Linked DNA regions of Homo sapiens: regions 2 and 3 are each linked to region 1. A link is a loop called in an ENCODE intact Hi-C map of the cell type or tissue named here. Cell type or tissue: sigmoid colon. All regions are shown on one strand.

Evidence for each region. A loop is a pair of places that touch in the nucleus more often than their neighbours do. Peaks named below come from ENCODE experiments on the same cell type or tissue, not always from the same donor. Only the 100,000 strongest peaks of a DNase experiment are listed, where the experiment ranks them.
Region 2: it touches region 1 in a loop (2.7-fold over the local background); 3 of 110 quality-filtered maps call a loop at or near these places.
Region 3: it touches region 1 in a loop (1.9-fold over the local background); 4 of 110 quality-filtered maps call a loop at or near these places.

The regions. Positions count from the first base shown.
Region 1 is chr22:42,903,532-42,911,531 of GRCh38, forward strand. All of the region lies in intron 2 of PACSIN2 (protein kinase C and casein kinase substrate in neurons 2), which reads right to left. Among named protein-coding and RNA genes, the nearest start is that of ARFGAP3, 50 kb to the left of the region's middle. RefSeq lists enhancers at 980-1,500, 2,395-3,070. In sigmoid colon, no CTCF peak of the experiment used is centred here; DNase peaks (open chromatin) are centred at 1,939, 2,391 and 3,620; H3K27ac peaks cover 3,086 bases.
Region 2 is chr22:43,030,356-43,038,355 of GRCh38, forward strand. No RefSeq gene overlaps it. Among named protein-coding and RNA genes, the nearest start is that of TTLL1-AS1, 4.2 kb to the right of the region's middle. RefSeq lists an enhancer at 3,692-4,193. In sigmoid colon, CTCF peaks have their summits at 3,702 (motif pointing left) and 3,902; DNase peaks (open chromatin) are centred at 3,696 and 6,006.
Region 3 is chr22:42,992,112-43,000,111 of GRCh38, forward strand. The region is part of intron 1 of PACSIN2 (protein kinase C and casein kinase substrate in neurons 2); the gene reads right to left. Among named protein-coding and RNA genes, the nearest start is that of PACSIN2, 19 kb to the right of the region's middle. RefSeq lists a silencer at 919-1,039. In sigmoid colon, no CTCF peak of the experiment used is centred here; DNase peaks (open chromatin) are centred at 2,420, 2,820, 3,150, 5,100 and 3 weaker places; H3K4me3 peaks cover 2,691 bases; H3K27ac peaks cover 3,736 bases.

The DNA of each region.
Region 1 (8,000 bases):
TCCACTCGTCCTGGTCCCCAAACTTCCCACCAGCTCATCCACCACTGGGCTCCCAACTTGTCTCAGCCCTGGAATGTAGGCCCTGGGAGTTCCACACTTCGGTGCTGCCTTGAACCACAAGCTCAGACTAACACCTAACCTCACTGGGGCTCGCCATCTGCAAATGAGGTGATGCTATTTACCTTGCAGGGCCCAAGAGGGTTAGAGATTCAGAATCGCCTTGAGTCTGATCTACAATCCAGACTCGATTCTGACCCAGCACTAGTCCTGTCCTTTCCTCGGGGCCTCAATTCTGTCTCAACTTGGGGTTTTCAGTTCTTGCTCCCAACACTGACTGGCCGTATCCTCTGTTCCTGAAACCTGTATCCTCAAGTACGAAGGTGAAGAAAATGGAGCTCACTACCCTGAAAGCACCCCTTGCCGTTTGATCATTTAAAAGCATGAATCCCAGATTTCAACAATCATAAAGACACACTGAGTTACGAATCTTTAACTGAAATGTTCAAAATGACAAAATAAAAAATAGATGACACAGAAACCCAGAAATTGCAATTTTCAGATCCTAACTCCAAAGGCAGAACACATAAGATAGACAACATAGAAAGAAAGGATGTGTTTACGCAAAGCTGTGTTGAACTAACTCTTCCTCAAGGCCGTCGGCCAGGCTCCCCATGCTCTGCTCCCTTGGTGCGTGTTACACAGATGTCGAGAAGGCCCCGCGACACCCTACATGGCGTTCACATGCACAGCATATGCCGCCCTGTGTGCCATCTCCCATCCTGGAGCCCTGGGTCTCTGGGAAGACATGCACTGCTCACTTGCCTTCAGCCGAGCACCCAGCAAGTGGCAGGAATTTGGTATGTGGCTGCCGTTTTTGCTCTCCCTCACTCCTCAGGGAGGCGCCCCCACTGATGCAGGCATCACCTTGCTGGAAGAGCTGCCATGGCGAGATCACCTGCCCGGTCCCTAAGCTCGCTGAAGACCTGAGGCTTTTGGCAGAATTCCCAAGGCACCCCCTGACTGACAGGGAGTGTGAGAGACATCCAAAACTGGCTCGACCCCTAAGGTCCAAAGCCGATGATCTAGTGGGGAAACGCCAGCTGGGAAAAGCTGGAGGATCAATTCTTCCAGGAAGCCTCCCCACCTCCTTCCGTTCCCTCCTCTTCCCAGTTTGGTGCTTCCACAGCCCCCCCATACTGCACTCCAGTCTACCTCCACCCTGGCCCTAGCCCCCTGCACCCGAATCCTGGTTTACTTTATGACTCCTGTTACCCTACCAGTCCCCACTAGTGGAATGTGGGCTCCTCTCCCCATCTCTGTGCCTGGGCACCCCAGCTCCGCCCCCCTGCACTGTGCCCAGCTCAAACAATCGTTTATCCACAAATGTCTCCATGGAGCTAAGCCCACCACAGTCTAATGAGCACTACGGACCCCACCGGCTCTAAAATGAAAGGAGATTTGTTACTGAATAGAAAGGAAAAATGTGTCTCTTAAACAGTTTTAAAAAGTTATTCTGACATCACTGAGATCAAATAAGAAAATAAAATTTTATCTTCATCTACAGAAATGCACAAAAAAAATTTAAAAAATTTTATCTTCAGAAGACAAGCTTCTTGACAGCACAAAACCCCGAAGTGCTAAATTCCCTCAACGCAAAAACCAAAGAACTCTTTCTCTGCATTCAGAATGATGGCATTCACACGGGGGGAAGACAGGTCTGTCTGCACAACAGAAGGAAAGGTGACCTCATTCATCCACCTTTTCCTGTCTCCGCGTGTGCGATGCTCCCGCGTGTGGCTGCAGAAACGGTAAGTGTAGAGAGGACGCTCAGAGACCACTCGGGCTCGGGAGTCATTTAGACTTGGCCTTGCCATGCAGGTGTCCTGTGACCTCAGACAAAATAAACTCTGGGTGTCAACAGGCTCATTGGTGCCGCTGGCCCAGTGCCCAACTACCAGCAAGTGCTGTCCCTGGCCTGGGCAGCCCATCACAGAACAGCAGCAGGCCATCACTGCTGGCTGAGCCTGACCTGCGACGGTGCACCCCAAATTCTGCTTTCTTTTCCTCCACTGAAAGTGGAATTTGATTTTTCCCAGTATCGGGAATGGCTGAGCACGCAGGCCGAAGACAATGTTGTAGATGTCATACACCAAAGGGCATGAAAGAGCTGAAAACAAAAATGACAGATTCGACGGCCTGCAGCAGCCAGCCAAAATAAACTGCCCGGCTGGCTCCCTGCAGTGCTCCTGGTGGGTGGATGGGTAAAAGGGATTGGTGCTGGCCAGGGCTGGTCCCTGCCCTGTTTGCCCTAAAAGCAGGAAGCCGCCTGTGGGAACCAGGCCAATTCTGCAGCTGCTGGAACACAGCAGGAGAGGCTCCTGTGAGACCTTCAGTCATATCTACCTGACCACCCACCGCCACCCACTCCTTCAAGTATGTAAGTCCCTCCCATGTGCTGTGCATGGCACCAGGCCCTGGCAACACCAGCCAAGCAACACCTGCCAAGCTAGGGGACAGTGGCCATGGACAGGGATGGCAGCAGTGCTGAAAACTGTCCAAGGGAAATGGCAGTCACTTGTGGAACTGTCTTGTGCTGCTGCTGGCCTGTGAGCTCCAAGAGGACAAGGGACTGTCCCTGTCACACTCACCTCTGTGTCCCAGCCCCAAGCTCAGGCCAGGCATGAGCCTGACTGACTGACCAAGGGGGACAAAGGACAGCTTGGTTAAAACCCATCACATCATGAGAAAAACCTCCATTACTGGGTAGAGATTGGGCAGCAAAGGCTGCTTTCTGCTCTAATCTCAACGTCAAAGTCTGTCCAATGTTGACGTCTGTTTTCATAAGCGTCCAAGCATTGCTTAGGTTGTGTATTCTAAACTGTGAAAACCACCCATTTAAAAACACGTAATTCTGAAGAGTCACGAGATTCAGGGTCAGCCAAACATGGCCAAGACAAAGGCAGCCCACACGTCGAGGGCCCTGATCTGCCCCATAGGACGACAAAGTCTATCTGAACCACAATGGAAATGTCCACTATAGCTCAGGGGGAGGGTCACCCACCAAAGAAGGGCAGGATCTTAGGAAAACTATTTTCTCACTGGCTTAGAAGGAATTCACATGAATATAACTCATTCCTGAAAAAGGTAGGTATACAGTGCTCTGAAGAGCAGGCTGCAGCAGCCTGTTCAGAAATCCCAGAACAGCCAAATACCATCAGAAACACAACTCTCCCCAAAATAAGCATAAGAACCTTAAACGAAGATTACGCAATATACACCATGTCTACATTTTGTGTGTAACATCGGGGTAGGAAAAAGAGTTTTTGCCAAAAGAGAAAAAAAGTACCACACACAATTTTAGCCTCTTTGTGGGTGTTCTCTGTAATTCTTACAACCATCCTGGAAGTAGGAAATGAGCAATGCCATGTTACAGCCTAGGAAATGCTGGAGAGCACAGAGGAAGACTGCCCAAGCCCGCCCGGAGCAGTCAGGGAAGGCTCTTCCTTTCCCAGAGCAGCTCCCTAGGAAGGAGATGGAAGTCTGGATGGAGGAAAGAATCCTCCAAGCCACACCAGGCAGGGTCACAGATCTTTGTGGATGGGAGCCTGGGGTGGCTCAGCTTGGCTGGAGCCCAGGGCAGAGCTTCTCAGGAAGAGCCAGGGAGTCCAGCTGGCTGTCAACACATGCTCGTGTCTTGGCCATGCTAAAGAGTATGCTTCTATTTTGAAGGTGATGCAGAAAACTGAAGCTTCCCAGCAGGGCAGGGAGCCATCCAATCTGCTTTTCTAGATGGGCTATCTGGCAGTGGGGTGGAGACTGAGGAGTTGATGCCTTAATCCTTGCTCATGGTTCAGCAGATACTAGTTCAGTGAAAAGAAATAATTAATGGTAATTTTTAGAAACTTTAGTGAAACTAATGTGGGCCACTAACCTTCTAGGAGCCATATGTGAGCACGGTGGGGTGATAATTAAGCTGATGCGCACCCTGTCCCGAGGAGCCCATGGATGTGGGCACAGTGCTCCTGCAAGGCTGACACAGGCAGGCCATCACACGGAAAAGTCCGTTGGGGTCGGCGTGCGTGGAGGCGGCTGGGCAGCAGACAGAGCCAGTCACTGCTGCTGAGCATGAGGTGGTATTGACATTCGCTCGCTTCGTGCTTGCGCTCAGGGCACTGCTCTGCCGCCTCCTAACTGCTCTCCATACAACGCTGGCTCTAGGAGGCCCGAGGCTGGGCTCTCATATGGGGTGCCCAGGACTTAGCCCAGGGCCCGGGTCATGGCAGCTTCTAAATATGTGTCCTATAGAATTGGTATGGAAGGATGGGGAAAGTATCACTCCACATGGATGATGAATATGAAGGTGTTCTCACGTGATGAGCTGTCCTGCAGTGCTAGAGTCTGAGAGAAACCAGCCCGACTCAGAGCAAGTTGCAACAACCTACAGGGAGCGCCTTCCTGGCAGGGAACGGTAAATGTTGAGAGTCACGTGCCAACTCTTCAGGGCTAACATTCCCAGAATATTTGACACAAGATACTTATGTTCTCTTCATCTCCCCAAATACTCTTCTCAGGGGCTCTTTGTACCCACAAGATAGTGCACAGAGGTCAGACTCAGCCTGGGTTCATCCAGAAGATCTGAGCTCTAAATGCACAGACAGCTGACAGCTGTGCAGAAATCCCGCCTCCGGGGAGCTTTTGTTGAGGCAGACTCAGGCTCCAGTTCCTAAAATAAGTGGCGTCTGCCCTCCTAGCCTGGCCCCCAAGGAGCCTTCAGAGATGCAGGCAGCGGCTCTCAGCCCTGCTAGGGACAGACCTGCCATCCTGTTCCCAGAGCCTACTGAATGAAGGTAAGGGAGGCCAGGAAGCACTGGTGACACGTGAAAAGCCCCAAGGCTCACAGCCCAGGCCCTTTGGACACCAGCTCCCAGAACCAAAGAGAAGGCCTGGAAGCAGTGCCCAGAAGTGGAAAGGCAGGAGGAGGGCCCCTGGGCTCCTGCAACAAGTCAGGAAAACTTGCCAGAAGTAGCCAAGCTGCCCCATGCCCTGCCGTGAAGCCTGTGGGCGGGCCAGACCAGGCTCTGACTTGCTGAGGGAGCGACCCACCTGGGGAACTGCCTCCACTTGGCCCCCGCCACTGTAATCCCACACGACTTCCCATTTTGCTCCAAAACTGGCCCTTAGCTCCAAAAAGGTCAAGGTCCTCAGCACTCTGTAAGACCACACTCATTCAGGCTCCAGACTTGGTTCCAACCTGGAATGCCATCCCTTCTACTTGTTCCCAATTCTTGGCCCAACCCTACTCAGCCACAGGCCTCCTCTGCTGACTCTGCCCAGCAGACCATGTTACTGAGAGGCAGAGCTGGGGGTGGTCCCTCCTGCTCTCATACTCCATAAGCATCTTCTTTGTGGGAACTGGATCCCCTCTCCCCTCTTCCTCTTTTTATTTTTCCCCTATATCTACAGGGTTGGGGGAATGCAGGAGGTACTCCTTCCGAATATGCATTAAATAGCTCTATTCAGTATCATGTCCCTGTGGGTAACCTCTCCTCCCACAGGTCAGTATGGGTTCCTTCATTCGTCCAGCAAGCATCCAAGTGCAGCAACGTCCACTACCCCATGCTGCCTTTCCTGCCCTTCCCCCTGGGCAAACCTAGCAAATCCTACGGCACCTGGCATGATGACCTGCCTAGTGTCTACCTTATTCCTCCAAATGTCACAGCCAAAGGCTCCTGGAGGACAGGGCCACACAGAAGATGGCTCTGGAATGACATATTCCAGTTAGTATCTTTTGGTGGGAAGGAGTAAAATTAAACACAAAAAACTTTTCCACCTCAAGACCACAAGGCTTTCTTTGGAAAAGTGTCCTTCCATGGGAAAGAGGAACTTGCTACCTGCCTGGGAAGATGTGCAGTTGGCAGTGTGCACCTGAGTCTCTCAGATCCCAGCAGGCCATCACTGAGCAGTCACTCCGCCACTCAACGAACATCCGTCATGGAGAAGGCGGACGACCACAGCACTGCGGAGTTGATACCAGCTGGAGAGTAATTTCAGGGACAGCATCACAAGCTGAGCAGAGCCCGCCTGAGCATTTTCAGGCAAAAGGAGATGTTCTTGTCTACTGACATTATTGCAGTTGAGAATTTAACAGGGAGCATAAGAGCTTAATTACTGGACTTGTTAAAGCTAGTTGATTTAATATATGCTGACAATATACACTGGCAACGTTCACCTGAATGTTTTTTAACAAGCAGCTGAAGAATTCTGTAATAGCACTATATTTAGCTACATAATTTTCCCAGCAGTTTCTGCCACCAAGTGGGTAATGAAGACAATGTCGCCAAGGGCACCGCAGGAACAGACATTGACTGTGCACACCGACTCCCTCAGCTCCCGTGTCAGAGGGAAGGGCCCCCACCAGCCTTGCCCTGATGCCCTAAAACACTTAACGTTTATTCATTCTTTTAACCCTCACAATACTAGGATATGGGTACCGTTATTACCCCCATCTTATAGATTGGGAAATGAAGGCAAAGAAAAATCAGTAACTTGCCCAAAGCCATACACAGAAGTAAGTGATCAGGTCAGCAGTCAAACCCAGACCTCCTGGCTCCAAAGCAATGTCTTCACCTGTCCCCATTGCCTCTCCTGGCCTATCCCTCACAAGGAAGGGCCTTTTGAGTGTGCTTGTCCTGTCTGCACCACCACCAAGCTCAAGGCAGGGAATGATTGGTGCCAGCCAGCAATGTCACTACAGTTACAAAAAAGAGGCTCCCCATAACTGGAAAGGTTTCTATCTATAGTTTTGGTTCAGTGTTGAGAACAAGGGCCTGCACTTCTAAAGGCTGGAGAGCTCACAGGAAGGCTCTCACAGCTGCTGCCAGCTCCATAAGCGCTCCTGCACTAATGAGGCCACAGCCTCTCTGGGGGGGCCAGCCAGCGGGACCTGATTACTGTGAACCTGTACCTGCAAGCGGGGGCAAAGGCAGTCCTGAATTCTAGCACTATTCCAGGGGCACCTCCAAACCACGTCGTGTAACTGCTGGTCCTGCTTCATCTAGTTTCACGGCCAACCTCCTGCCATGCTGTGAGATGTGGCTGGCGACCTGTTTGGCTGTCACTGCTCCTGTCACTCTTGCTGTCTTAAGTGAAATATTTCTCAGGCAGATGTGCCTCTCCGGCTGCTGAAATTTGAGCTGGGTGCCCCCCTCACCCCTCCAGAAGGATGCCACCAGCCGAGGGGTGGCAGCAGAGAGGACCTGCATGCTCTGTGCCTTTCCACATTTATTTCTGCTGTGGCAGAAGCCAGCTTCTGGAGGGCAGGAACTCAGTCTGTCACATCCCTTGCCTAGCACACTACAGGTACTCAGTTAACACATAATTTTTTTTTTTTTGAGACGGAGTCTTGCTCTGTCACCCAGGCTGGAGTGCAGTGGCGCTGTCTCGGCTCACTGCAAGCTCCGCCTCCCGGGTTCATGCCATTCTCCTGCCTCAGCCTCCCAAATAGCTGGGGTTACAGGTGCCCACCACCACGCCCAGCTAATTTTTTGTATTTTTAGTAGAGATGGGGTTTCACCATGTTGGCCAGGCTGGTCTTGAACTCCTGACCTCAAGATCCACCCGCCTCGGCCTCCCAAAGTGCTGGGGTTACAGACATGAGCCACTGCGCCCGGCCATGCAAAGCCTCTTTCCATGAAGGCCAAGAAAGCTCCAGGGGTTTTGCCACAGGGACAAAATTAGACCAAAAATTGACTTCCTATAGTCTCAGCTACTCAGTAGGCTGAGGTGGGAGGATGGCTTGAGCCCAGGAGATCAAGGCTTCAGTGAGCCATGATGGTGCCACTGAACTCCAGCCTGCGCTCTCGAGACCTCAACTGTTAAAAAAAAAAAAAAAAAAAAGATGGACTTTCCATTAACTAGCAGGAAGGAAAAGTAAGTGGGACTCAGGAACAACACCCTCCGCCTCCACAAAAAAACAAAAATAATCCAATCAGGAAGAGGGC
Region 2 (8,000 bases), 130 kb after region 1:
CGTGGAATAAGCCTGGTCCCTGCTCCAGGTTCCCTTCCAGCCTTCCCCTGAGGGTCACCCAGTCACTTTGAAACACACCAGTGAGATCTGCTCACGTCTCTGGCTAGTGCCCCCCGCCCTGACCCCCCAGGAAAGGCACTTGCCTGTGGGTCCTCAGGCCCTCAAGCTCTCTTGGCCCCGAACCTGCTAGGTGGGCCTGCTCCCTGTGGGCTCCTCCCATCCAGCCCCCTACATGGGGGCTGGCCTTCCTCTCTGGGGCCCGTGAGTGTAATTGAGCCCTTCACCTACACCTGTCTGAGTGTGATTTCTGCGGCTGTGCTGGAAAGACCCCAAAAGGCCAAAGGGGCTTCCCTGTCTCCAGCACTCCCTCCCTCTGTGGAAACAGCGCCCCTCACCCATTCCTTCTGTGCTCTGCTCCTCACCTCGGCCCCCAGAAACACATGCACATCACGAATTGCCCCTCATCACCTAACAGTCCCTGAACTCCTTTGTGTTACACCTAAATCATCCCTCTTAAGACTAAATGTCTTTGATTTCCCAATCATCCCTCGCCCGCCTGCTGCTCTCCCTCCATTTTTGCTGCTCTGACATTGTCCATAAATGCTTCGACAAATGACCAGCGTTGCCTGGGAGTGGAGGACAGATCTCGGCCCTTGCCCTCCAGTTCCTCCTTATCTCAGCCTGGGGGTGGATAGCAAAGACCCAGGCAATAAGAGCGACACAGCAGGAGGACAAGGACCATCCCAAATGAGTAGACGGCCTGGTTCCCACAGTCGTTCGGCCATCACGTATCAGTGCTGCACGCATGTGTCAGGCTGGGGCCAGGCAGAGGCACGCGGAGCTGGAGGCTGTGCCGGGGAGAAAGCACAGAGGCACATGCCTGACCCGGATCATCTCAGGGATATGAGTGCTTTGGAGAAAACGGAAGAAGGTGGTAATAAAGTGGGGCTAGAGGGATCACCAGGAGAGCCTCTCTGGGACCGGGCATGGTGGCTCACGCCTGTAATCCCAGCACTTTGGGAGGCTGAGGGCAGGTGGAGCACCTGAGGTCAGGAGTTCGAGACCAGCCTGACCAACATGGTAAAACCCCGTTTCTACTAGAAATACTAAAATTAGTCAGGCATGGTGGTGAGTGCCTGTAATCCCAGCTACTCAGGAGGCTGAAACAGGAGAATTGCTTGAACCCGGCAGGCAGAGGTTGCAGTGAGCCAAGATCATGTCACTGCACTCCAGCCTGGGTGACAGAATGAGACTCAGTCTCAAAAAAAAAAAAAAGGAGAGCCTCTCTGGGAAGGTGGCAGACAGGATAGGCTGCTCCAAGTGATGAAAAGAGCCAGGCCTGCAGAGATGGGGGAGGAGAATTCTAGTAGAGGGGCCTGCCATGCAAAGGCCCTGAGGCAGGGAGGGGCATGACGCTTGAAGATTGCTGTGTCTCCAGCAAAACCAGCAAGGGCAGAAGGGAGGGGGTGGAGGGGGAGGCCAGAGAGGCGAGGAACTTGATTTTATTTATGTTCCAGGGGAGGCTTTTGGAGGGCATTAGGGCTCTGATAGAATCTGATTTATGCTTTAAAATGCAAGAGAGGCTGGGCGTGGTGACTCATGCCTGTAATCCCAGCACTTCAGGAGGCTGAGATGGGAGGATCCCTGGAGCCCAGGAGTTCCAGACCACCCTATGCAACATAACAAGACCCCCATCTCTAATATTTTTTAAAATAATAATAAAATGTAAGAGAAAGGAGAGACCATTGGAGACTAGAGTCACCAGGAAAGGCTTTATAGAAGAGGCAATGATGCCTTCTACCACAGAATTAGAGAGGAGTCATGATTTCCTATGAGCAGTACAAAAATCACCCCTTTAAAAATGCGGCTGGGCATAGTGGCCCCTGCCTGTAATCCTTTGGGGGGCCAAGGTGGGCGGATCATGTGAGCCCAGGAGTTTTTCTTTTTTTTTTTTTTTTTTGAGATGGAGTCTCGCTCTGTCACCCAGGCTGGAGTGCAGTGGCGTGATCTCAGCTCACTGCAAGCTCTGCCTCCCGGGTTCACACCATTCTCCTGCCTCAGCCTCCCAAGTAGCTGGGACTACAGGCGCCTGCCACCATACCCGGCTAATTTTTTGTATTTTTAGTAGAGACGGGGTTTCACCGTGTTAGCCAGGATGGTCTTGATTTCATGATCCATCTGCCTCGGCCTCCCAAAGTGCTGGGATTACAGGCGTGAGCCACCGCACCCAGCCGTGCCCAGGAGTTTGAAACCAGCCTGGGCAACATGGCAAAACCCCATCTCTACAAAAAATACAAAAAATTAGCTGGGCATGGTGGCACATGCCTGTAGTTCTAGCTGCTCAGGAGGCTGAAGTGGGAGGATCGCCTGAGCCTGGGAGGTTGAGGCTGTAGGGAGCTGTGATTGTGCCACTGCACTCCAGCCTAGGTGATGGAGTAAGACCCTGTCTCAAGAAAAAAATAAATAAATAAATCAAAACAGTTTCTCCCAGGAAGGCATACGAATGGCCAATAAGCACATGAAAAGATACTCAACATCATCAGCTGTCAGAAAAAATGCAAATCAAAACCATAATGAGATACTACTTCAGGGGAGCAGTGGTTCACGTTTGTAATCCCAGCACTTTGGGAGGCCAAGGCAGGCCAATTGCTTGAGGCCAAGAGTTCAAGACCAGCCTGGGTAACATGGTGAGACCCTGTCGCTACAAAAAAATAAAAAATTAGCAGCCAGGCACGGTGGCTCATGCCTGTAATCCCAGCACCCTGGGAGGCCGAGGCAGGTGGAGCACAAGGTCAGGAGTTTGAGACCAGCCTGGCCAACATAGTGAAACCCTGTCACTACTAAAAATACAAAAGTTAGCCGCACGTGGTGGCATGTGCCTGTAATCTCAACTACTTAGGAGGCTGAGGTGGGAGAATCGACTGAACCCAGAAGGCAGAAGTTGCAGTGAGCCGAGACCACACCACTGCACTCCAGCCTGGGTGACAGAATGAGACTCTGTTTCAAAAAACAAAATAAAATAAAATAAATAAAAATCAGCAGGGTGTGGTAGCATGCACCTGTAATCCCAGCTGCTTGGGAGGCTGAGGTGGGAGGATCACCCCAGGAGGTCAAGGCTGCAGTGAGCTGTGATCATACCACTGCGCTCCAGCCTGGATGACAGAGCCAGACCCTGTCTCAAAAAAAAAAGAGCTATCAGGCTGGACGTGGTGGCTCACGCCTGTAATCCCAGCACTTTGGGAGGCCAAGGTGGGTGGACCACCAGGTCAGGAGTTCAAGACCAGCCTGGCCAAGATGGTGAAACCCCATCTCTACTAAAAATACAAAAATTAGCTGGGCATGGTGGCGGGCGCCTGTAATCCCAGCTGAGACAGGAGAATCACTGGAACCTGGGAGGTGGAGGTTGCAGTGAACCAAGATTACGCCATTGCACTCCAGCCTGGGCAACAGAGCAAGACTCCGTCCCAAAAAAACAAAAAGTTCTGATTTCATTTTAACCAGTACAAGATGCAGGAAGGGAAGCTGCCTGGTGACGTTCTTGCTATTCAGCCATGGCCTCGAGGCAGCATTATTCATAACCATGAGTAGCGTGGCCTTTCTGAACAGCTTCTGAAAAGCACGTTTGTTACTGCAGCTTTGCAGTTTACCTCCTTCTACATTCAGGGCTCAAACCCCGTTTAACACACGCCCCCTACTGGGCCACTGAGAACTGCTCGTCTCTGCAGATCCCCTTCCACCCGGTGTGCAGGCTCCCTGTGCACAACTCCCCTCCTCCCGTCCCTAGGGCACCGCCTGAGTTCACATTGTGGCCTGCACTGCCAGATCTCCCTCTAGCCTCTCACCAGCTCCGTCATCCTTAGAGAGGCACATCTCTAAGAACACTGATGCCATCACTCAAAAACATTTGGCTGGAAGCCGGGCACGGTAGCTCATGCCTGTAATCCCAGCACTTTGGGAGATGGAGGCTGGCGGATCACTTGAGGTCTGGAGTTCAAGACCAGCCTGGCCAACATAGTGAAACCCCATCTCTACTAAAAATACAAAACTAGGCCAGGCACGGTGGCTGATGCCTGTAATCCCGGCACTTTGGGAGGCTGAGGCAGGCGGATCACAAGGTCAGGAGATCAAGACTATCCTGGCTAACACGTCAGGATGTAGACATGTTTAGTAGAGAAACCCCGTCTCTACTAAAAATACAAAAAATTAGCCGGGCGTGGTGGCGGGCGCCTGTAGTCCCAGCTACTCGGGAGGCTGAGGCAGGAGAATGGCATGAACCTGGGAGGCGGAGCTTGCAGTGAGCTGAGCTCACGCCACTGCACTCCAGCCTGGGTGTCAGAGTGAGACTCCGTCTCAAAACAAAACAAAACAAAACTAGCCGGGCATGGTGGCGCATGCCTGTAATCCCAGCTACTTCTTGGGAGGTTGAGGCATGAGAATGACTTGAACCCAGGAGGCAAAGGTTGCTGTGAGCCGAGATTGTGCCACTAGCCTGGGCAACAGAGTGAGACTCTGTCTAAAAAAAAAAAAAAAAAAAAAAAAAAAGGAAAGAAAGGGGGGAGGGGAGGGGGGAGGGGAGGGGTGGGAAGGGGAGGGGAGATTAGGTGAGTTAAACTGGAATTGTGGGGGAATGTTGGCCAAGTGGCAGGCAGGGTGGGCCTGGGCCTGAGGGAACGCCATGGGCCCCTAGACTTGTTCCTGCTGACAGAGCGCCAGCGGCCGGGCAGGAGCATAAGCAAGGTGGGTTTGCATCTGTCACTGGAGGAGCGCTCCGAATGCTTCTCAGGACAAAAGCAGGAGGCCGCCATTGTTCACAGGATGTGAGATCTAATATGGTTCAGGCTGGGGCAAATCAGTGAAGATCAAAATCCCTCGTCTTCCACAATGAGAGACTGGAATCAAAAGTGGATGTGCTCCCACCTGCTCACAAAGGGTCCTCACGTGCCCCAGGGCCCTCCACTGGGGCACAGTTCACATTAGGGGACACACAAACAGCCTGAGGGTGCCCAGTCGCTGAGCAGCCCCAGTCGCTGTGCCGTTACCAGCAGGCAGGGCCCTGCAGGAGACCTTGGCCTCCCCAGACCACAGGGGCTGCAGGGCTGCTGCGGGGAGAGGGCCAGGCGGCCGCAGCACAGCTGGGAATGGCTCCAGAGGGGAGGGTGGAGAGTGCGCTGGCCCCTGGGGGCACTCAGAGAGGAGCTGCGTGTGTTTGGCACTGGTGGACATGGTGTGTGGCAGTGTGAGCCAACAGGCCAATGGGTGGCAAGCATAGGAGGCTTTATGGAGCACCCTGAAGAACCACTGTGTGGAGGGGAAATGGCCCCCTGTGAGGAAAGTCCTAGCAGCTGGTGGAGCGCAACCAGATGCGGGTCCAGACTGATGGGGTCTCCATGGCAGCCCAGGTGGGAGGCGGAGGAGGAGAAGGGAGACAGTGAGAAGGTTGTCACCAGGCCCTCACTAATACCCGGGGAGCAGCCCGTGTGCAAAGGAGGTGAAGGATGGTGGTTTTCTTTTGTTTGAGATGGAGTCTTGCTCAGTTGTCCAGGCTGGAGTGCAATGGTGCGATCTCGGCTCACTGCAACCTCCGCCTCCTGGGTTCAAGTGATTCTTCCGCCTCAGCCTCCCAAGTAGGTGGGATTACAGGCATGAACCACCAAGCCCAGCTAATGTTTGTATTTTTAGTAGAGACGGGGTTTCACCTTGTTGGCCAGGCTGGTCTCAAACTCCTGACCTCAGGTGATCCACCCACCTCAGCCTCCCAAAGTGCTGGGACTACAGGCGTGAGCTACTGTGCCCAGTCGAGGATGGGTTTATATTGGGAAAACCAAGCCTATCAAACTTGGTGAAAACGACCACAGGATGCAACCCTCTGGCCTGGGACCCACCCCATCAAGTGTGTGGGGGCTGACAAGAAAACAGCAACGGCTCCCGGACAGCTCCCAGCAGGGCTCACTGCTTAGCCCCAGCCTAGCGCTGAATGGGGCTGTTCCTGGCCCGACAGCCTCCCGAGGCCTGCTGCCAACACCGCACCCTTCCCACCCGTGTCCTGGAAGTGCTCAGAGGAAACATCTGCCCAGAACATGACATCACTAAATCATTAATGAGACAGTCACTATATGACATAAATCCACTTAGCAGAGCCTCACTCTCACCTAGCAACTGGGTCACCAGCAAACTAACCACTTGGTGTGACTCTTCCATTAGGACTGCGTGGCCCCGGAGCCTCAGAGGCCAACGTTCCCAACCAGGGACTCCACCCTTCTCCCAGAGGGAGGCAAAAACAACACAATGTAACTGAGAACCGGGTTGTAAAAACCGGTGGAAGAGCTGGGAACAGTTAACGGGGTGTCTTTCACTTCTGCGTGTAGGAGCCGAGGTGGAGCCGCCAGCTGTGCAGAGGACACCCCCTCCTGGGAGGTAAGAGGGCTCGCCAGAGCCAGCAAGGCGTGCGGGCAGGGTCCCTGTGCGGTGGTACTGGTTGTTTCTGAGGCAAACAGAACTCCCCCCCTTTTTTTTTTTGAGACGGAGTTTCGCTCTTATTGCCCAGGCTTGAGTGTAATGGCGCCATCTCGGCTCTCCGCAACCTCCGCCTCCTGGGTTCAAGCGATTCTCCTGCCTCAGCCTCCAGGCTAATTTTTGTATTTTTAGTAGAGATGAGGTTTCACCATGTTGGCCAAGCTGGTCTCGAACTCCTGACCTCAGATGATCCACCCTCCTCGGCCTCCCAAAGTGCTGGGATTACAGGCATGAGCCACTGCGCCCGGCCACAGAACTCCCCATTTTATACAGTGGGAAACAAAGGTGCAACGACCCCAGGGACAGGCTTGGGAAACAGCTAATAAACAGCAGAGCCAGGCCACAAGGCCAAGTCTGACTCGGGGATCTCCATCCCACACCCGCCATCAACAGCAAACACATTAAAACTAAACCCCACGGCTGGGCGCAGTGGCTCACACCTGTATTCCCAGCACTCTGGAAGGCTGAGGCAGGCGGATCACCTAAGGCTGGGAGTTTGAGACCAGCCTAGCCAACATGGTGAAGCCCCATCTCTACTAAAAATACAAAAATTAGCCGGGCATGGTGGTGTACACCTGTAATCCCAGCTACTTGGGAAGCTGAGGCACGAGAATCACTTCAACCCGGGAGGCAGAGATTGCAGTGAGCTGAGGTTGCGCCACTGCACTCCAGCCTGCTGGGCGACAGAGCGAGACTCTGTCTCAAAAACAAAACAAAACAAAACAAAACTTAAACACCAGGGAACACACACAACACACATACCAATAAGATCACGAAGAAGGAATGGCTGAAAAGCCCACCAATTGTAGTTTATTTGGAGTCCAGCCAAGTACCATTTGTGTTGAAAAGACCTATTTTTCCCTAATTGGCAGTGAAACATCATTAAATATATGTACTCATATACACACACACAATATGGCATGTACACTTGACACACGTCCATGCATGGGCACTGAGAGAGCCTGGGCAAGTCAGTTAAGACCCTTATCTGAAGGACATACCCTTGGTGCCATTTGGGAGAACAAACTCCTGTTACTAGCATTGCAACAAAAACAGGTGGCAAGCTTTAAAGATAAACTCAAGACAGCGAGTGAAACTTCAGCAAATACGTGTTAATACGACCATGAGTAAAAGGCCCTTCCTGGCCGGGCGCAGTGGCTCACGCCTGTAATTTCAGCACTTTGGGAGGCGGAGGCGGGAGGATCACCTGAGGTCAGGAGTTCGAGACCAGCCTGGCCAACATGGTGAAACCCCGTCTCCACTAAAAATACAAAAATTAGTTGGGCGTGGTGGCAGGCGCCTGTAAGCCCACCTCTTTGGGAGGCTGAGCCATGAGAATCGCCTGAACCCAGGAGGTGGAGGTTGCAGTGAGCCTAGATTGTGCCATTGCACTCCAGCCTGGGTGTCAAGAGTGAAACTCCACCTCAAAAAAAAAAAAAAAAAAAAAGACCCTTCCTAAGAACAGCACTGTAACTCATGAGTTATTA
Region 3 (8,000 bases), 89 kb after region 1:
TGATCAAGGAATTGTATCCAAAATATATTTTAAAAATTTCAAAACTAAGTTAATAAAACAACTCAGCTTTTTCAACAGGCAAGTGATTTAAAGAGATAATCACTAGGGAAATGCAAATTAAACCTACCAGAATGGCAAAAATTAAAAAGACTACATGTACCAAGTGTTGGTGAGGATGTGGGGGAACTAGAACCCAGTGCTGGTGATGCGCGCAAAGCACTTTGGAAAAGTTTGGCAGTGTCTGGACATGTTAAACGTACCCTAGCCACCAAACCTAGCCTAACCACCTAAACCACCAAAGCACCTAGCCATTCCACTCTAGGTATTTACCCCAGGGAAGTGGAAGCAGATGTTGGCCAAGTGCAGTGGTTCACACCTGTAATCCCAACACTTTAGAAGACTGAGGCAGGAGGATCATTTGAGCCCAGGAGTTCAAGATCAGTCTTGGCAACATAGGGAGACTCTGTCTCCATTAAATTTTTGATAAAAAGAAAGCAGATGTCCCCACAGAGACTGGCACACAAATGTTAATAGCACCTTATTTTTCTGTAACATCTTTTCACGACATAGCATCTTCATTTGTGATTACACCAAGTGGAAACAGCCCAAACGTCTGTCAATAGGTGAATGAACAAATTGTAGCATGCCCATGCATTGGATTTTTTAAAAAATGAAACTAACTGATAAATGCTACAACAATCTCAAAGTAATTTTACTGAGTGAAAGAAGCCAGACTAAAAATAACACATACTGTAAAAAGAATATATACTGGCCGGAAGTGGTGGCTCACACCTGTAATCCTAGCACTCTGGGAGGCTGAGGCGGGCAGATTGCCCGAGCTCAGGAGTTTGAGACCAGCCTGGGCAACACAGTGAAGCCCCGTCTCTACTAAAAATACAAAAAAATTGGCCGGGCATGGCAGCATGCACTTATAGTCCCAGCTACTCGGGAGCTGGGAGCTGGGAAGCAGGAGAATCACTTCAACCCGGGAGGCGGAGGTTGCAGTGAGTCGAGATTGCACCACTGCACTCCAGCCTAGCAACAGAACAAGACTCCATCTCAAAAAAAAAAAAGGAAGAAGAAGAATACATAGAATACATACTGTATGATTCCATTTACATAAAATTTTAGAAAATGCAAATGATTCTACAGTGGCAAAGAGTAGAGCAGTGGTGGCCTGGAAGAAGTGGGGGCAGAGGGACCCCAAGTGGCAAGAGGAACCCTCAGAGGGTGGACTTCTCACTATCTTCTTTGCAATGATGGCTTAACAGTGTATTCATATGCCAAAACTTATCGCCTGTTCATTATAACTCAATAAAACTGTTTCAAATTTGAAGGCAGAATAACATAAGACTGCTTACTTCTTATTTTGCCAAGTAAGAATATCCTTTAGAAACTACCAGCTCTTTTCATCAACATGGAAAGATAGGACATTTTAAAATGTAAAAGATACAATGGTCAAAATTTTATACAGAAAGAGCCCTTCCCAAGAAAGGGCAGCTGCTAACCTTACACACATGAAAACTGCATTGCCCTTATTTTTTCCACGTTGATGATAACACGATTGCAGACTGTCATCTTCTGAGACTGGCAGGAATGCCCCTGAAGGCCGACCAGAGCCGAAGGACACTCTCCGGGTTCATCTCCACATCCGACCTGGCAGTTCCTCCTGGAAGGGCGGCACCAGGGACAGCCATGTGCGCTGTGGGACCCAGACATCACTTCCCTGCCCTCCCACAAGTCAAGAAATCACAAGAAGAATGTGGCCCAAAAGGTTCCTGAAGCACTCCTATGCAGCTGAAGAAGGGAAGTGCCTTGTTTCCACAAGAGCTGCTCACCCCCAAGCCACAGTATCTGTGGTTTGCTGCTGGGACAAGTTCCATAAGTCAACATTAAAAACTCTTCAGTGGGATTCCTCCAGGCTAAAGTCCAGTGAGCTAAAGCCGAAATCAAATATGAGCTCTCAAGAAGACCACGATGTAGACTGGAATCCTTCTGATATTGCGCCAGAATGCTAACAAAAGCCAAGAGATGTCATCAGCAAAGCCCTAGAGGGAAACTTTGGGTAAAATGACAGTGCAGTGCGCTCCTGCTCAAGTGTGGCTGGTTTGGTGGTAAGAAGGGCTGAGCAGGGGGACAGGCCTGCTCTTAACCCCACCTCCCCATGCAACTGGGGCTCCAGGCATGGTCCCAAGCCCCATGTGTCAGATAGGGAGGGACAACCCCAAACACACCCAGAAAATAAGCATGAACTTTACCATTCAAGAAACCAGGCACACACATGAATCCAGAGCCGTGTCCTGCGCCACAAAGACCCTCGGGCGTGCTTATGGGGACACCCCAGCCTGCACACCCAAGCTCTGTCCACACATACCCTGCCCATGGCCACCATTCAGCCACCTTTGGCTGGAGGCACGTGCACACAGTGCACAGCCTACCCTCAGCAGGACACGCCAGGGAGGCGGCCCATGCAGGCCATGTAAGGGGTCTGGGGGTTACTGGGGCAGGGAATTCCAGGGTCTCTGTCCCTGTGCATGGCCTAAAGGGAGAGGCACAAGTTTTAGGGAGATACCACTTCTTGATACCTCAGATTCCTCACCCTATAGGGACAGTCACACTGGAAAAAGGGCCCCGGGCAGGGGTCCCACATGCCCCACCTACGGGAATGCTGACATATGAAAGGTCTGGGGGCTGCGGGGAGCACCCTAGCATATCCACACCTAGAGCCACAGCCTCGCAGCCAGCGAATGCAGCTGCCTCTTCCCTGGCCCAGAGATCCTTCTCTCTTGTCAGCAATCCCCATCCCACCCCAAGCCCCAGTCTCTGTCTCACTGGACTTTACACCAGGACTCCCGCAACTGTGCCTTGCCCGTTTAGACTGGAAATTCCATTTAGGCTGCCTCCTGGACTCCCTCTCAGGACCCTGCTTCCAACAATCACATAGTCAAAGGGGACAATGTCCCCCCTCCCCGCCTCGGGGCTGCTCCGGGCCCCAACTGCCAGGAAGCAAGACTGGACACTGCAACGTTTAACTCACATTGAGCTGAAGCAGCCGAGTTCTTCCTCTATAAAGTGAGCTGACTGCAGAGAAACTGCACCCTGGCATTCAGTCATGTTTCACAATAACTCCAGAGGAGGAGCTCTGCTTCTGACATGAAGTGTGGCAAGCCTTAGAAGGAAGCAGAGCTACAAAGTTATTCAATGCAAATATTTAAAGAACAGGCTGCTTTTGGTGCCAGGAGGACGGCAGCTTGCAAACCTCCAGTCACAATAAAGGTTCTGCTTGGTTGGGACTGAGTCAGGATGACAAATGTTGTTTCATTGCACCCTCCGTCCACTGAGGAGACAAGGTTTTTAAAGCAACTTTTCAGGAAGTTACTCTGTCCATTGGGCAGGACCTTAAAAGTCACAGCAAGAGAGCAAGTGTCTGGTGTGGAAAAACCAGAGTGTGTATACAACTACTCAGTCAAGAACTAAATGTGCATTTCCAATGTCATTCACGCGGCAATTATTTGGAAATAAGGATGGGATCATGCAATTTTGCCAACAGTAAATATACAGATTTGGTAACTTCAAGTGCCTATAATGTCCACCAGACAGAGGCCTTAAAGCACATTCCACCCATGTTTTCCTCCTTGAGAAAGGCAATTTGATTGTTAAAAGAAACAGTGGCCAGGCACAGTGACCCACACCTGTAATCCCAGCGCTCTGGGAAGCCGGGACAGGAGGATCACTTGAAGCCAGGAGTTCAAGACCAGCCTGGGCAACACAGTGAGACCTGCCCCCTTCCCCAGTCTCCAGAAAAATTTAAAAATTAGCCAGGTATTGGCTGGGCGTGGTGGCTCACGTCTGTAATCCCAGCACTTTGGGAGGCCGAAGTGGGCGGATCACAAGGTCAGGAGATCAAGACCATCCTGGCTAACACGGTGAAACCTCATTTCTACTAAAAATACAAAAAATTAGCTGGGCGTGGTGGTGGGCGCCTGTAGTCCCAGCTACTTGGGAGGCTGAGGTAGGAGAATGGCTTGAACCTGGGAAGCGGAGCTTGCAATGAGCCGAGATTGCACCACTGCACTCCAGGCTGGGCGACAGAGCGAGACTCCGTCTCAAAAAAAAAATAATAAAATTAGCCAGGTATGACACTGGACGCGGTGGCTCACGCCTGTAATCCTAGCACTTTGGGAGGCCAAGATGGGTGGATCACAAGGTCAGGAATTCAAGACCAGCCTGGCCAAGATGCTGAAACCCCATCACTACTAAAAATACAAAAATTAGCTGGGCATGGTGGCACACGCCCGTAATCCCAGCTACTGGGAAGGCTGAGGCAGGAGAATCGCCTGAACCCAGGCAGCAAAGGTTGCAGTGAGCCAAGATCGAGCCACTGCACTCCAGCCTGGGTGACAGAGCAAGACTCTGCCGCAAAAAAAAAAAAAAAAAAAAATTGGCCAGGTATGATGGTACACACTTGTAATTTGGGAGGGTGAGGTGAGAGGATCATTAAGCCCTGGAGTTGGAGGCTGCAGTGGGCCACAATCACACCACTACACTCCAGCCTGGGTGACAGAGTGAGGCCCTGTCTCAATCAGGGGGAAAAAAAGCAGAGAATAGAGACGGTCCAGGCCAAAATGGACACACTGAATTTTTTGTTGGTATTTCTGATGGTGTCCTCAGGCCTGGCTTACTGAGTTCTACAGCCTCAAGCTGCATGCTGATCAAAACCACACATCACATTTCCTAGGTATGAGGCCTAGGCCCAGCTTTCTCACTTGCAAAACAAAGTTGTCATGAGAATAAGTGTAATCACGCAAGGAAAAATAGGACACCTGGCACAAAATGAGCCTCAATAAACATTAAATTTTTTAAAAATAATTCTGATAACGATTGTGAAGTCAGAAACCAGTTCAGGGAAGTGAAGGCTAGAAGGGGGCTGGGAGGTTTGGCAACAAGCAGAGCCCTGGCAGGAGGGGATGAGGCTTGGACCCTCCCGCCCACTGAGGCTGGCCTTCCCTCCACACCAGGCTGGGGGTGTTTAATCACGCTCTGCCTCCTCTGACCAGAATGTAAGATCATGGACTACGTTGTTCCTGTTGTAACTCCAGTGCCTAGAACCGTGCCTAGCACATGGCAGGCGTTCAAAAATTTGCTGAATACATAAATGGGGATTTGGCCAGGCACAGTGGCTCACGCCTGTTATCCCAGGACTTTGGGAGGCAGAGGCGGGCAGATCACAAGGTCAGGAGATTGAGACCATCCTGGCTAACATGGTAAAACCCTGTCTCTACTAAAAATAGAAAAAATTAGCCAGGCGTGGTGGCAGGCGCCTGTAGTCCCAGCTACCTGGGAGGCTGAGGCAGGAGAATCGCTTGAACCCGGGAGGCAGAGGTTGCAGTGAGCTGAGATGGCGCCACTGCACTCCAGCCTGGGCGACAGCGAGACTCCGTCTCAAAAAAAAAAACAATAAATAATAAATAAATAAATAAAAATGAATGGGGATTTATGAATACATTGAATTGCATGCAAAAATGTCTGAGTCCATTTCTAGGGGGAAAGAATCTATTTGCATGAAATTCTCATGTAAATATAAGATCCAAATACAGGTCAACAAAAATTAGCCAGGCATGGTGGCGCATGCCTGTGGTCCCAGCTATTACTTCACTCGGGAGGCAGAGTGAGGCAGGAGAATCATCTGAACCCGTGAGGTGGAGGATGCAGTGAGCTGAGATCACACCACTGCACCCCAGCCTGGGCGACAGGGCAAGACTCTGTCTCAAAAAACAAACAAACAAAAATACAAGTGAAGAAACATTGCTGAGTTCCACCCACGTGTCTCAGAACACCAGTGACCACCGTTAGGTGAGCAAGGCAGTAAAATTACAGAGCAAAATCTAACAGGCCAGAGCTTTCCTGGAAAAGAGGTTTCTCAGGAGCCAGCCCCAAACATATCCAAGGGCAGTTACCAGCCTTTAAGTCTGAGGTTTGGATTTGAGAATTAACTTTGAAACTAGAGCCAACCCCAGGTTAAGGAGGGAGCAGAAGGAAATACAGGAAGTTGATGAATAAAAACAGAAAGTCTTTGGTACCATGAGAGTGAGACACATCAATGCTCCCAGAGAACCTGGGGACCCAGCAAAATTCCTTCAGGGACCGTGAATATAGGAACCTTCTTTGCTGCTGCAGGGATTTCAGATATTCTCCCAGTCTGAACCTGGTTTGGATTCTGGGCTCCCAACCTTGCTTCCAGTTTATAACTCAACCCAGCCACACTGGCCTCCATCTCCCCAACATGCCCTGACGCATGACTCGCACAGATGCCAGACAGACAGAAGGGCAGACACCAAAACACAGAGCAAGAAAAGGGCAACAATAAACTTTTTCTGAACTTAAGCCTTTTAAAGATCAATAAGGTTGCTAGATCCCTAAATAATAGTATTTTTCACATTCAATGATTTAGAAACTCCAGATGACAAAAGGCTACTGTAAATTCAAGTTTTAAAGTAAACTGGTATTTTGTTAATCATAATCACAGCATCATTTATATATAGTAATGATACAAACACGAGGCAGAAGGGCAGGGTCCCTGGTGAGAGCCCCACCCTCAAGCCTGGACCCAAGGCCCTAAATGAGAACAAGCATTCCTGTTTTCGCACCCAAATGTTGCCTTTCAGCCCACCATGTCCCCCATCATCCTGTGCCCATATAAAACCCCAAACCCCAGAATCCAGGAGCAGAAGAGTGGCAGAGGAGAGAAGAGAGGAAGTCGAGAGGAGTTGAGCTGGGGGCAGTTGAAGAGGAGATCGGCTGCAGAATGGCCAAACTCCAGGAAAAGATCACCTTCCCACTCCATCCCATCTCCAGCTCCCCATCCTGCTGAGAGCCACCTCCATCACTCAATAAAATCCCGCATTCACCATCCTTCAAGTCCATGTGACCTGATTCTTCCTGGACGCCAGATAATTCGGGATGCTGAACCCAAAAAGGCTGTCACACTGACTCTTAAGCCGTTTAACACTTAAGCCGTCCTCAGACAGGAGGGCTAAAAGAGCATTGTAACAACCCTAGACACTGCTGTGGGGCCAGAGCCCAAAAGTGCTCGCCTCGGCCCCTGTACTTGCTCACCTGCATGCTCCCCCTCCTGTAAGTGGTTTAAGCAAACCAGCCACACCCCTGTCCCAAGTACCTCGAAGGGGTCCAGGGAACTCTCCCATTTCAGTAACATATAAATGTCTAATGTGTGTGTGTATGTGTGTGTACGGAGGCATTAAAAAATCTGTCTACAGGCCAGGCGTGGTGGCTCATGCCTCTAATCCCAGCACTTTGGGAGGCCAAGGCCAGTGGATCACCTGAGGTTGGGAATTCAAGACCAGCCTGACCAAGATGGAGAAACCCTGTCTCTACTAAAAACACAAAATTAGCCCAGCGTGGTGGTACATGCCTGTAATCCCAGCTACTTGGGAGGCTGAAGAAGAGAATCGCTTGAACCCGGGACGCGGAGGTTGCCGTGAGACAAGATCATGCCATTGCACTCCAGCCTGGGCAACAAGAATGAAACTCCATCTCAAAAAAAAAAATGCTGTCTACAGACTATGCCTGGTGGGCACAGGACTGATGGAGCAGTCCCCTGGCAGTCACTCCCTAACTTGCTGGGGAGACAGGGCCACTGTGGGGGACCACCAGTGCTTTGAAGAGAGAACCCTGAGACAGACCCAGATCTGAAGATATATTAAGCTTCTCTGAGCCTATTTCCTCAACTGTAAAGTGGGAATCAAAGAGTCCCAAGGCAAGATGGTTGGCAGGCTCAGAGGCACCGATGGCTGTGCTACAATGGAGTTCTCTAAGGGCAATGCCATCACAAGTGCAGGGCACACATTCATGCATCCCATCTGCACAACAATCCTATCATGATCCCCATTTCAAAGGTGAGGTAGGTATCACAACCAATCTCAGAGCTGGGATTCAAGCCCAGGCAATCTGGTTGCAGAGCTCCTTACTAACAACAGCTC